Regions from separate parts of the Homo sapiens genome. Here all the other regions are linked to region 2. The links are chromatin contacts, found by Hi-C or POLR2A ChIA-PET in ENCODE. All regions are on one chromosome and are shown on one strand. The core of a region is the stretch at or near the end of the contact, and the rest is flanking DNA. Distances in the headings are between cores, read along the strand shown.

What was found. Hi-C counts contacts between places; a loop is a spot of excess contacts on that map. ChIA-PET counts read pairs that join two places held with the same protein, here RNA polymerase II (POLR2A). Pooled maps may share reads with other maps.
Region 1: a loop to region 2 is called in a map of endothelial cell of umbilical vein, with 2.0 times the contacts of the local background. The contact joins two enhancer-like sites. A Hi-C loop is called at or near these places in 4 of 168 maps with a recorded cell type or tissue (A673, HCT116, PC-3 and 1 more), 4 of 37 single-sample maps with no recorded cell type and 8 of 50 pooled maps.
Region 3: a pooled map shows a loop between it and region 2 (2.1-fold over the local background). The contact joins two enhancer-like sites. A Hi-C loop is called at or near these places in 2 of 168 maps with a recorded cell type or tissue (CD8-positive, alpha-beta T cell and naive thymus-derived CD4-positive, alpha-beta T cell) and 7 of 50 pooled maps.
Region 4: a loop to region 2 is called in a map with no recorded cell type, with 2.4 times the contacts of the local background. The contact joins two enhancer-like sites. A Hi-C loop is called at or near these places in 1 of 37 single-sample maps with no recorded cell type. POLR2A ChIA-PET finds 5 or more read pairs at or near these places in 2 of 52 experiments (activated CD4-positive, alpha-beta T cell and activated T-cell).

Annotation. Positions count from the first base shown.
Region 1 is chr2:178,765,925-178,768,624 of GRCh38, forward strand. TTN (titin) reads right to left here. Exons shown (of 363, transcript NM_001267550.2): 39 at 2,090-2,231; 40 at 1,835-2,000; 41 at 457-688. Among named protein-coding and RNA genes, the nearest start is that of TTN, 40 kb to the right of the region's middle. Within about 2 kb of position 1,372, at least 2 of the 41 ENCODE cell types and tissues checked have a DNase peak (open chromatin) inside an H3K27ac peak, as active enhancers do.
Region 2 is chr2:179,019,994-179,022,755 of GRCh38, forward strand. All of the region lies in intron 2 of CCDC141 (coiled-coil domain containing 141), which reads right to left. Among named protein-coding and RNA genes, the nearest start is that of CCDC141, 29 kb to the right of the region's middle. Within about 2 kb of position 1,323, at least 5 of the 41 ENCODE cell types and tissues checked have a DNase peak (open chromatin) inside an H3K27ac peak, as active enhancers do.
Region 3 is chr2:178,862,298-178,865,208 of GRCh38, forward strand. All of the region lies in intron 17 of CCDC141 (coiled-coil domain containing 141), which reads right to left. Among named protein-coding and RNA genes, the nearest start is that of TTN, 56 kb to the left of the region's middle. Within about 2 kb of position 1,659, at least 18 of the 41 ENCODE cell types and tissues checked have a DNase peak (open chromatin) inside an H3K27ac peak, as active enhancers do.
Region 4 is chr2:179,169,766-179,172,616 of GRCh38, forward strand. It overlaps SESTD1 (SEC14 and spectrin domain containing 1), which reads right to left. Exons shown (of 18, transcript NM_178123.5): 5 at 2,355-2,468. Among named protein-coding and RNA genes, the nearest start is that of SESTD1, 94 kb to the right of the region's middle. Within about 2 kb of position 1,311, at least 2 of the 41 ENCODE cell types and tissues checked have a DNase peak (open chromatin) inside an H3K27ac peak, as active enhancers do.

The sequences.
Region 1 (2,700 bases), core at 122-2,621, 250 kb before region 2:
TGCCTGAGGCTCTCTAGGCCTTCCAGGGTCTCAAAGAGGACTTTTGAGTTCTCCCAGGCACTCCATATCAGAGGCTGGAAACACCCCTTTCACTTGGTAGTGCTGCTAGGACTTGAGCAGTTCAGGCAGAGGGCAGAGAACTAAAATAGTTTAACAGCGAATCTAGAAGCTCATCTGGGGTATATGAAAATGGACACCCAATGGGTGTTCAATAGTTTTGAGCAACCAGATGAGGATCTGGCCATCAGGTGCTTTCTGAAAATAACTTCTCAATAGGTCTTTTAACAGCTGCCCTCCCTTTTCCATAGATATAATGTGAAAAAAAATGTAGCTGGAACCACATGAATACCATAGGTTCTTTAGAAATTTCCTTCAAGTTACAAGAATTTAGTGACTTAAACAGGAGGATTATTTCTGATGGATCCACAAAATATGCTGAAATCTGTCCCTACATACCATTGACATAGAGAGTGACAGAACTCCTGTTCCTTCCTGCCACAAAGGTGTATTCTCCTGCATCGCTCTGTCTGGTCTCAGAGATAAACATTCGGTGGATTCTTCTTTCCACTACATATTTGTGTCGTTCTTGAACTTGGAAATTGATTTCAATGCCATCTTTATACCAGTGGGCATCAACATCGTCTTCATTGACCTCAAATTCAACAACAGCACGCTGTTTCTCAATGACCTGTTGATGGAACAACATAAAAAAACAACAACAACAACAAAAACTTGAAGCTCTGGTTTCCTCCCAGTTAATCAATTTCTAAAACTGGTCAATGAATGGCATGTGAAACCAATATATTATAATGTAATAAGTTGGCTGATTATAGCACTCTCTAATTTTTCCTGCCTAGTATTGGACAAATGGTACATAAACTTCTCTTGTAGAGAATTGTGTTTACAGCTGCATGGAGGAAAGGAGCTGCCCCAAAGAGACAATTATTTCATCCTTAAATGTTTGCTTCTTATTTACTAATAAGGGATATAATGATGCTTTACCTTTGGGGGCTTTTTATTGTCTAAAAAGTTATTACTTAATTTGATTTCATTTTATATGAATAATAACTTTGTGGGCTAGGTAGGAATTATTATCCTCATTTTAAGAGTGAGAACACTGAGGTTCAGAATTGGCAAATAAATGATGGAAGACATCTCCAGGTTATCTGAGTCCTCATTGAAGCCTTTTTCATTATAGTCCACAGTCTGTAAAGCCTGGTTTTCTTTGGATGAGCAATATGATAAAGCTGAACTCAACTGGTATTTCTCTAGACATGTTTCCTCCATTATATCATTTGGGATGGTGGACACTTATGAGGACAAGCTCTGTAAATGCAGCCGACAGCAAGAGTGCCCAGCATCCTTGCCAGGAACCCAGCACGGCTTGGACAGGGCTTTCTCTTAGACTTCACAGAAAGTATTTCTAGCCACTAAGTTCCTTGACACTTGCCTCTCCACAGATAGAAACCTTCTGAGAAAATATCACCTTGTTCTAAATTTCCTTAATTCTAATTGATGTGTGAACCTCACGATTTACATTTTAATTCTTTTCTGGTTGGTGCTGCTTGGCAAGCAGCCATTTATTAGACAGTGAAATTTCTACAGCTGCTTTAATTAACGTATTTAGACAGCTGCTAGGGACACCCTTATTCCCTGAGTGGAAACTGTGACTAAATTGAGGTCAGCATAAGAGAGTCTAAGCCAAGTAAGAATGAGCTGATTTAATTCTTTAAAGGATGGTGGTTAGAAAATGTAAAAGGGAAACATTAAAATATAAAATGATAGATTATGGACTACTGATGATTTTTCAAAACATTTAGTATGTAGACAATACCTGAACCTCCTTTTTAATACTTCGGATGCGAACATCTCTGCCTTCTACAAAGAGTTTTGCAGTTGACACGTTGCCTCCTGCCACCACTGTGTACTTCCCAGCATCAGACATCCGGGTGGATGGGATCAGAAGGCGGTGGACATATTTCTCCTTCTGAATCTTTATTCTATGGATGAAATGGAAATTCGAGTTTACCGTATGGTGATTCAGAGGAAACTGGGAATTACTGGAATGTAGCAAGACAAAACAACTGACCTGTCTGTGATCTGCAGTTCCTGGTCATCTTTCATCCACTGTACAGTGATGTCAGGTTCAGAAACTTCACATTCAAACATGGCTCGCTTCTTCTCCAGTACCTTAATGTCCTTAATGTGTTTCCTAAATTCTATATGACGAGCTGGAAAATAGCATGTAGAAAAATTAACATTTTTAACAGCTTTATTGAGATATAATTCACATACTGTACAATCCACCAATTTAAAGTATACAATTCAATGAATTTCCATGTATTCATCATTGTGTAGCCATCACCATAATTTTAGAACATTCTCATTCCCCAAGAAGAAATCATGTAACCCTTAGCCATCACCCCAAGGACTTTTCTATTGTCTCCCCTGTAGACCTAAGCAACCACCAATCTACATCTCTATAGATTTGTGTATCTTGGACATTTCATATAAATGGAATCATACAATATGTGGTCTTTGTATGGTCTCTGGCTTCTTTCACTTAGCATAAAGTTTTAAAGGTTCATCCATGTTGTAGCATATCGTAGTGCTTCCTTTTTATTGCTGAATGATATCCCATCGTATGGCTATCCCACATTTTATTTATCCATTCATTAATTGATACACTAAATTTTATAA
Region 2 (2,762 bases), core at 73-2,572:
AATCTGACCACCTGGGCCTACCAAAGTGCTAGGATTACAGGCATGGACCACTATGCCCAGCTGGAAAGATCATTTGATAGATAAGATAAGAGAAAATAGTTTCATATTTATTAGCAATAAAGACTGTTATAACCGTCATGTAGAATCCAAAAAGTTCCATAGAACGGGCATGTGTATTTCAAATACAGGTGTGTGGTTTTTTTTCTCTCACTCAACAATGTAAGGAGCTTTAGGGTTAAAATCCAAAAGCATAATTTTACCTAAATATTTTCCTACTCTTTGTCAGTTATGTAGTCCCCACACTCCTATCCAGTGTGCCAGAGTGCTACTCTGGGCTGATCAACACTGCCCCACGCAGGGGAACTAAGGATCTGCATGTCAGAATCCTCCAAGCTGGAACTGGGCCAGTCTTAGGCTTACCTAGAAATATACACCTGATCCCATGAGACCACGTTGGCTGTGATATGATAGCACTTCTCATGGGATCAGGTGTATATTTCTAGATAGCAGCAGGCTTCCATGCTCAGCTTGTGCCAGGAAGCCACAGGATCCAACATCATGGAAAGATCATGAAAATGAGATTTTAATCAGAGTGTGAGTCCCAGCTCAGCCAGTTAATAAACCTGAGCAAGTCCCTTAATCTCCCTGAGACTCAGCTCCCTTACCTGTGAAAATGAGTCCATACCACACTGGCCCTTATTATATATACTAAAATGAGACAATGATATGAAAGCAGTCTCTAAAGTAAGTATGCATGCATTTATGTAATGTTAATTATTCTAATCTAGTTTTATGTGGATTCTATGAAGATATTTTAGTGGTTACAGCTCAGTTACATGCAATGCTTATATTTCTACAGGCTTCAACATTTCCTGATGGCAGTTAGGGTTAGCCATAAATGTTGATGGAATAAATAAGCAAATACGTGGTATGATTTCAGGGATGTAAGGAAAACCTTGATGTTGATAACAAATCCTTTCTCACATGCGGGCTGATTAGCATGTGATTGTTAGCACATCACCTGGCTACTGTTCAGTCTTCCATAAAAGTTAGTAACTTAGCATAATCACCATCATTAATAGTAACCAAAATGTAAGATAATTATAAGATAATAAATACTTTGGAAATTACATACTTCCTTTTATAGGCATTTTATGCCTTTATTTCACTAAGAAGTAGGTTGTACCTTCCGTTGTAAACCATGCTGAATTTGATTTTGAGTTTACACATACTGCTGACAGGCATAATGAATTTCTGGCTTCAACTATTTTTTCTGGTGAAAGAGAAATGAACATACCACCACTTAATTTTAGCTATGCAAACCTAATTGCCCATGCCTATCTGAAGGGGGTGTTACCCTGTCCTATTTGTATAGGCTGCCCCTAATCCAAACTGGCACACAAATAACAGAACTAGTATTCTGATTGGCTTCAGTTTGAAATAGAAGCTGCAGCTAATGAGCTGCTGAAAACCTGAGGGTCACAGCTGTCCCGAGTGGAAATCACCTCTAACTGAAAGCTAGACCACAGCCCTCAGTGAATTGAGAATTCTTGTGTCAACTCTTTAATTTTCAGGGGCTCCTGTGCTAAAACCAAATGAGTAAAAGATGAAATGGTTCTGCCGTCAGTAGGAAATGTCAGTGACATACACAGTAACAGAAAGAGACAAAATTATGAAAAGCAACTTGGAAAATTCTGACATTGTATTGAATCAGTCCATTTGGATTTAAAAAATAAGGATTTGTGTTTTCTTGGTCACTCTTCAAACTAGAACCATTTATTAAAGGACCATAAAATCTGTTTATAATGGAAATGCCAGCTACAACTTAGTCCCTTTATAATTATGAGACTAAGTATAATGTAAATGGAACCAGATCAGATATTTTCTTCTCAGTTTACTGCAAAATAATTGTTCCAAAAATATTTCTTTTGCATAGGCCTAATAAAAGATAGTATTTTAAAACATTTCAATGCATCTAAAAGGCTCTACAACATTAATTCTTATAAATGCGTCTCCTTAATTTTTTCTTTTTGGATATTTGCGTACAAATGACTCTTCCATATCTGTTCTGTTAAATGAAGTAAATAATGTAATTAGAAATAATCTACAGGTGTATGGACCAAATAATTAATAGTAGTTTCTGCTGTTTGAGGGAGTGGTCTGTACGCTTGGATTTGTTTGGATTTCACTACCTTTTTTGCAGAGTTCTGTGGCCTTTCAAGTGACCGAAAAAACAGTCCTGGAAGCTTATCAAGAATACCATTGTGTGTTTTACTGGGGAATCTGAACTCTACCATGCTTGAATAAAATACAAAAATAGCAACAAAGAGAATAACACATTCCCTAAGACTTGATGAAAGCTAGAACAATAGGAAGTTTTTGTACCAAACAGAAAGATAAATAAATACGAGCACTAAGCTAACGTCTGTTCACAGGATGAAGCCAAAGCCGAGGAAAGAGGCAGCTTTTCTACCTTGAAGACCTAGCTCTCTTCCCTGCCCCAAACACTGTTCCGTCTCACGCCACTTATTCCCACAACCTTGTATTAAATTCTACCTTCCCCATGAAACCACTCCAGCTAAATTAATTTCTCTTTCTCCATGAATATGTCTATGGTACTTTCACGATCAGTGTCTTTCATCTGGGGACTTAATTACTCAGATAGTGCCTTGATGTTGTGACTTCACTGTTATTTAACTGCTTTGTGAGTCTACCAGGGTCATTTTGTTCTCTATATATTGTACATCATATATTTCTGGAGG
Region 3 (2,911 bases), core at 409-2,908, 160 kb before region 2:
AGAACACGGATACCAACCCGATTCTGTCATTACTATTCTTTTCAGCAAAGTAATTGTGATCTGTAATATGAGCCTCGAGTTACAAATTTCCATTAACATCATGTAAATGTAAAGGTACTGTTTTTGGTCAGGTTCAAAGAAGAAAGCATGCTTGATATTTACTTATTACATTTCTAAATGTGGATGTGTAAAGAATGATGTTTCTGTGTCATGTAATATGGCAGAGAATATGTCTACTGTGCTTTGTGTATGAACAACTTATTTATATAGTCAGGCAAGAAAAAATATGAATTATATTCAACATTCAAGCATACAAATGTATCTTTGTGTGAAATGGGTAGGAAAAAGCACAAAGTCTGGCAGTCTGAAGATTATTTTTCTAGTAGGTAGACATGAAGAAAATAAGGTTCTACAATTTCCTATGTCTTCATATGAAATTGGAAAAAAATGGTTTTTTCTCAAAGATAAAGCACAAACTATCATTCGTTGTCTCTAAGGCACATCACATTACATTTTTAAAAATTACATTTAGAACACTTTATTTTGCCTTGAGGTATTGAGTTCTTTTCTAAGGGCTTTCAGTGAAGTTAAGACCATGTAAGTTAGCTACAGCACAGTCAAGAAAGAAATTTTTTTGAAATAACCAAATGAACTGTACTATTATATCAGATCATACAAACATCTTAGATATACCAGAAAATAGGGATAGAAGAGGAAAGCATAAAAAAAAGAAGATATTTAACATCAGACCATGCAGTGGTTGAATGGCACTGAAATATTATGTAAATGGTGAATTCTGAGTTTAACAAATCATAAGCATGTTGGTGCCCAACAAATGAGTCTGTGGCCTGAAGTTGATCCCCTGGAACACCCTGAGCTGAAACTCTGTTGTCCTGTAGCATATTCATAACATGAAAGTCATATGCTCCTCAGTTTTCCCATCTGAAAAATGAACATACTGAACTGGACATTCTCAAAAATCCATTGCAAGTCAGAGTCTGTGAACTTTCTAACAGTACTTTAAGCACATTGAAAGTGAAACTGTGTTTAAAAATCAACTTTAAACATAAATGCTATACTTGGTTTAGTCCTCTGGCATGTTATCTAATTTTAATTGTTTATGCAGAAAAAAATCAGTATAACGTATCATATTTAATTTTACGTAAGTTTTAAGCAGCTATACCCAAAGACTAATAATGATAACAACGATAATAATGTCTAGATAGCAAATATTATTACCACTGTGGAAACTGCCATCTGTTTGGGCTCTGCTGTTCACAATATAAACTGGAACACACATATTTTTATTTTCCTAAGGGACACGGAAAATATTCCTTCTGATTATTTTCCCTTAGGCCTGTGGTGGGAAAGTCCAGGGTGTGCACACGCACTACATGTCCACAAAAAAGGAGAAGTGACAAAGACTCAAAGTTCTCAGAGGTCATTTAAATGTGAAATTGTAAGTTACATGAAAGATTAACTGGATCAGTAGTGGAAGCAAATGGGAAGAATATCTCTCTTAAAATGTAAGAGCATGCTAAAGTGATACCTGATTCCTAAATCAAACCCGCATGTATCTGGCTGCTCATTCCTGACACGGTACAGACAATCCTGGGGCGTACCTACTATTGACAGGAAGGGAAATTTGTCATCCCGGCCGGCTGGCTCCAAACACAGTCTCATCATGAGGCAGTCCCTATAAATAGAATTCCTGCTGGAAGGGCCTGAACAGGGAGACCCAGCTTCATAAATGTCACAGCTCTACAGGGAGCTAGAAACGGAGCCAGAGGGGGCTGGGAAAACCCCTCAGCCTGCTCCACTTGCGCTTTAGCAAATGTAGAGCCCAACCATCACTGCAAAGAGGGAGGATTTTGGCAAGACAAAGGTTTACAAATAGAAGTAGAGGAGGAGGAAGAGAAGGAGGGAAAACGGGAAGAAAGGGGGAGGGGAGGAAAGAAGAGAGAAAGAGGAATAAAGAAGATCACTTTAAGGAAAGACTGTAAAGGAATAGCTTCCATAACCATGAATCCACATTTTGTAGCCTTGGGGAGACCAACGTGCTCTGACGGTTTTCCTTAACAAGATGTGATTGACGTGTAAGCAGCAGCATAGGAACCGGAAGTGGCCATTCTATCAAGTAGAGGGCAAATTACACTACCGGTTCAACCCCGAAGAGTCGACGCCTCTCTAGCCAAAAGTAACTCCCTGGAACACAAATTATGAGCTGAAACTCTACAGTCCTGTAGCACACCGCTGAAATGAACATCATTATCAGATGTCAGTTCCTGCTTCCCTCCTGTTTAACAGAATCCAAGTAGCCACTCTTGCTCTCTTCCCCTCTGGTTTTCCTTCCAGCCATGGTCCATCCTGCACCTGCCTGTGGTCTGTAAATGTGTGGCCTACAGGAACGGCCACTTCAGAGCCAGGCCACCATTAAAGTTGAGTTATTTATACTTATTTCTGTGCTTTAATGTTGTTGGATAATATTTGATACTTGCTGGGTCTAGTTGATGTAAACTGGGCATAAACAGAAAGTGAAGAAAGTTTACTGCCTCCTTTTCCACCACCTTCTTTCCCAATGGACTTATGGCTTAATGGGCTCAGAAACATTTTGCTCTAAATGGAGATAAATCTAGAATTATGTGTACCCTTGTGTTCTGCTATCACTTCCCAGTCAAGAATGAGAACCATTGCTATCCCAATCTGTGAGTTGTTTTCTCCCAGAACAAGTAAGCCTTTCAATGGAAAGCTTAGCTAGGAGCAGGTGGTGGTTGTGATTTAGTGAATATCTAGGTGTTGTGGATTTGTTACAGTTGAGGGGGAGGAGATAGAATTAAGCATGTGGAGGTGCATGGATGTAGAAGATCACTTTGATCTGTTATTTCTTTTTTCTTGAAGAGTTGTTTTGCCA
Region 4 (2,851 bases), core at 61-2,560, 150 kb after region 2:
GAGGTTTGAGACCAGCATGACTAACGTAGAGAAACCCCGTCTCTACTAAAAATGCAAAATTAGCTGGGTGTGGTGGTGCATGCCTGTAATCTCAGCTACGTGGGAGGCTCAGGCAGGAGAATCTCTTGAACCTGGGAGGCGGAGGTTGCAGTGAGCCGAGGTTGCACCACTGCACTCCAGCCTGGGTAACAAAAGCGAAACTCCATCTCAAAAAAAAAAAAAAAAACCTGAAGTCATAAAATACATATTCTTGACCATAGCTCACAAACATTAACTCAAAATAGATCACAGATCTAAATTTAATGACTAAAACTATACAACTTTTAGAAGAAAATATCAAGGACAATCTTTGTGACCTTGAGTAAGGCAAAGATTTCTCAGATTATGACAACAAAAGTCTGATTAATAAAAGAAAACTGTTTCTCCACCTGTGAAATCAGAAAGCAAAAAAAAAAAAAACTGAAAAAGAGGACTTCATCATAGTTAAAAAAATTTCTTGAAAACTGTTAAGAGAATGACAAGGCAAACAATAGACTAGGAGGTAATATTTGTAAATTATGTGTCTCATAAATGACTTCTATACAAAATACATAAAAAACTCTCAAAATCCAGTAACAAAAAAGACCTTATTTTTTTTAAAAAATAGGTAAGAGATTTAAACTGATACCATCTGTGATACTGTGATATAAGAAATATGCATTTGCTCTTTGTCCCCGGTTCCTGGCACAGAACTCCTGAAACCCTTGTAATTCCTAGGTGACAGGAGCATCCTTTATTACAGTATTTGGTCTCAGTCCCCAGTTATCGACACAAGAGTTACAAGATCCTTGGCATTTCTGGAGTGATAAGTGTTTTTTTGGATGTTAGTAAGATGAGTGGTGGCTGTGGGCCTCTAAACAGATTCAAGATGAAGGCTTGTCACCAAAAAGACCAAGGCATAATTAGAGAGTTGAAACTTTCATGGCCACTCCTCTCCCTCCAGGGAAGGGAGAGAGGCTGGAGACTGAGTTAGTTAATCACTAATGGCCAATGATTTGGAGAGTTTCTGGGTTGATAAACATGTACACAGGCCATGAGGGTGGTGCACCCCAACTCCCTAGGGTTCGAAGCTCCTGCGCTCTGGATCATTCTAGACCTTGCACTTTGTGTATCACTTCATCTGGGTTGTTCATCTATATTCTTTATATAAAGCCAGTAAATGTTAGTAAAGTGATTCCCTGAATTCTATGAATCAATATACCAAATTACTAAACCTGAGAAGGGGCTTGTGAGTACAGAAACAGTTTTCCTACCACCAGTCAGGGGCTAGAAATGGAGAAGTTAACTATAGGAGCATATAGGGGAATTCTGGGGGTGAGGAGACACTTCCTGATTTCTTGATTGTGGTTTTATATGTTTTGTCAGAACTCTCAGAACTACACACTAAAATGAATTAATTTCACTGCACGTAAATTATAGCTTAATTTTTTTAAGTAAAGAATAAAACCATGTATTTTTAAGAAATTTCAAGCCATCTCCTTTAAGAATAAACTAAGTTTTCTCAAATCTTTCTATCCAATATACATTAACAACCTTTTCTCCATACCAAAAATACACTGATATTGACCTCGGTAAAAATAAAAATGAGTGTATAGCATGGCAAGTTCCAAAATGAATCTTTATTATCTGACTGTAAGCATTCCAAGGGCCTATATTATACCAGGTTGGAGTTAGTCTTTGTATTCTTCAAAGTTCCCACACTTTATTTAGACAATGTAAAGTCTGTTATTTATCAACTCTCCTACTGGGAAGTTGAGAATTAACAGGTGTGGAAGAAAGAATATGACAAACTGCTTAGATTTACATTCCATCATAGTGCTTTTTTCTAACCTACAGTAAGATGCACTATCACACAAGGAAAGTAAAAGAGAGAAATAAAAAGTCAGTAGGAAAGAATGGATAACTGTGTTCATGTATTAAAACTGGCCAGATACTAAAAAATAATTATGACATGTCACAAAAAATAGACTATAATTTCAACTCCAAAATGTCCAGGATTTCCTAGTATTTGTTAAATTTCCTCTCCATAATGCAATAAAAAAATTTAAATACAAAGGTTCTACTTATTCAAAGAAGTTAACAAAGAATGATACAATTGAAAATGGAAAACAAGAAAGCTTTCATGATCTTTAACAAAATATCATACTTCATTCAGCAAGTATCCAAATGCTGACCATATACTAATTATTACTTAGGCACTAATTAAGCATTCCTTAAGCACTGCTTAGTAACCAATGCTGAACGGTCAAAAATAATTTCAGTAAAATACTATTTTTAAAGATATAATGGACTTTAAAAAAAGAGATTACATTTACCTCAAAGCCAAGTCTATCCTTCTCCTTCCAAAAACAAAAATGCGTTACTTTCTTATCCCAGAATTCATCTGGCTTTACCACACAAACAAGGGACACCTCAGCTGGAACAACATTCTATAAAATACAGAAAAATAATTACAAATTACACATGTAAAATGAATAATTTACTAAATTTATAAATTACCAGACAGTCAAGATTATGCTACATAAGAGATTTTTGGAGAAGAATTAAAATAATAAAGAAGAAATTCTCTAGACTTCAAAACATACATGGCAATAAAGAAGAACTTGAAAGACAAGGTGATTCAGAAAATACTTCAAATAAAAAATGCAGCATAAATTGTACATGTGAATTACTTTTTGTTTTACTGAATCTCTGTACTAGGAATATGTTTAGCTTAAACTGTAAGAGTTAATTTTTAGTTGGGAAATTATTAAATTTGATTTTTCTACAGTATGAAAAATTTTTTCTAACACAATCATCTTGGAGAATTTCT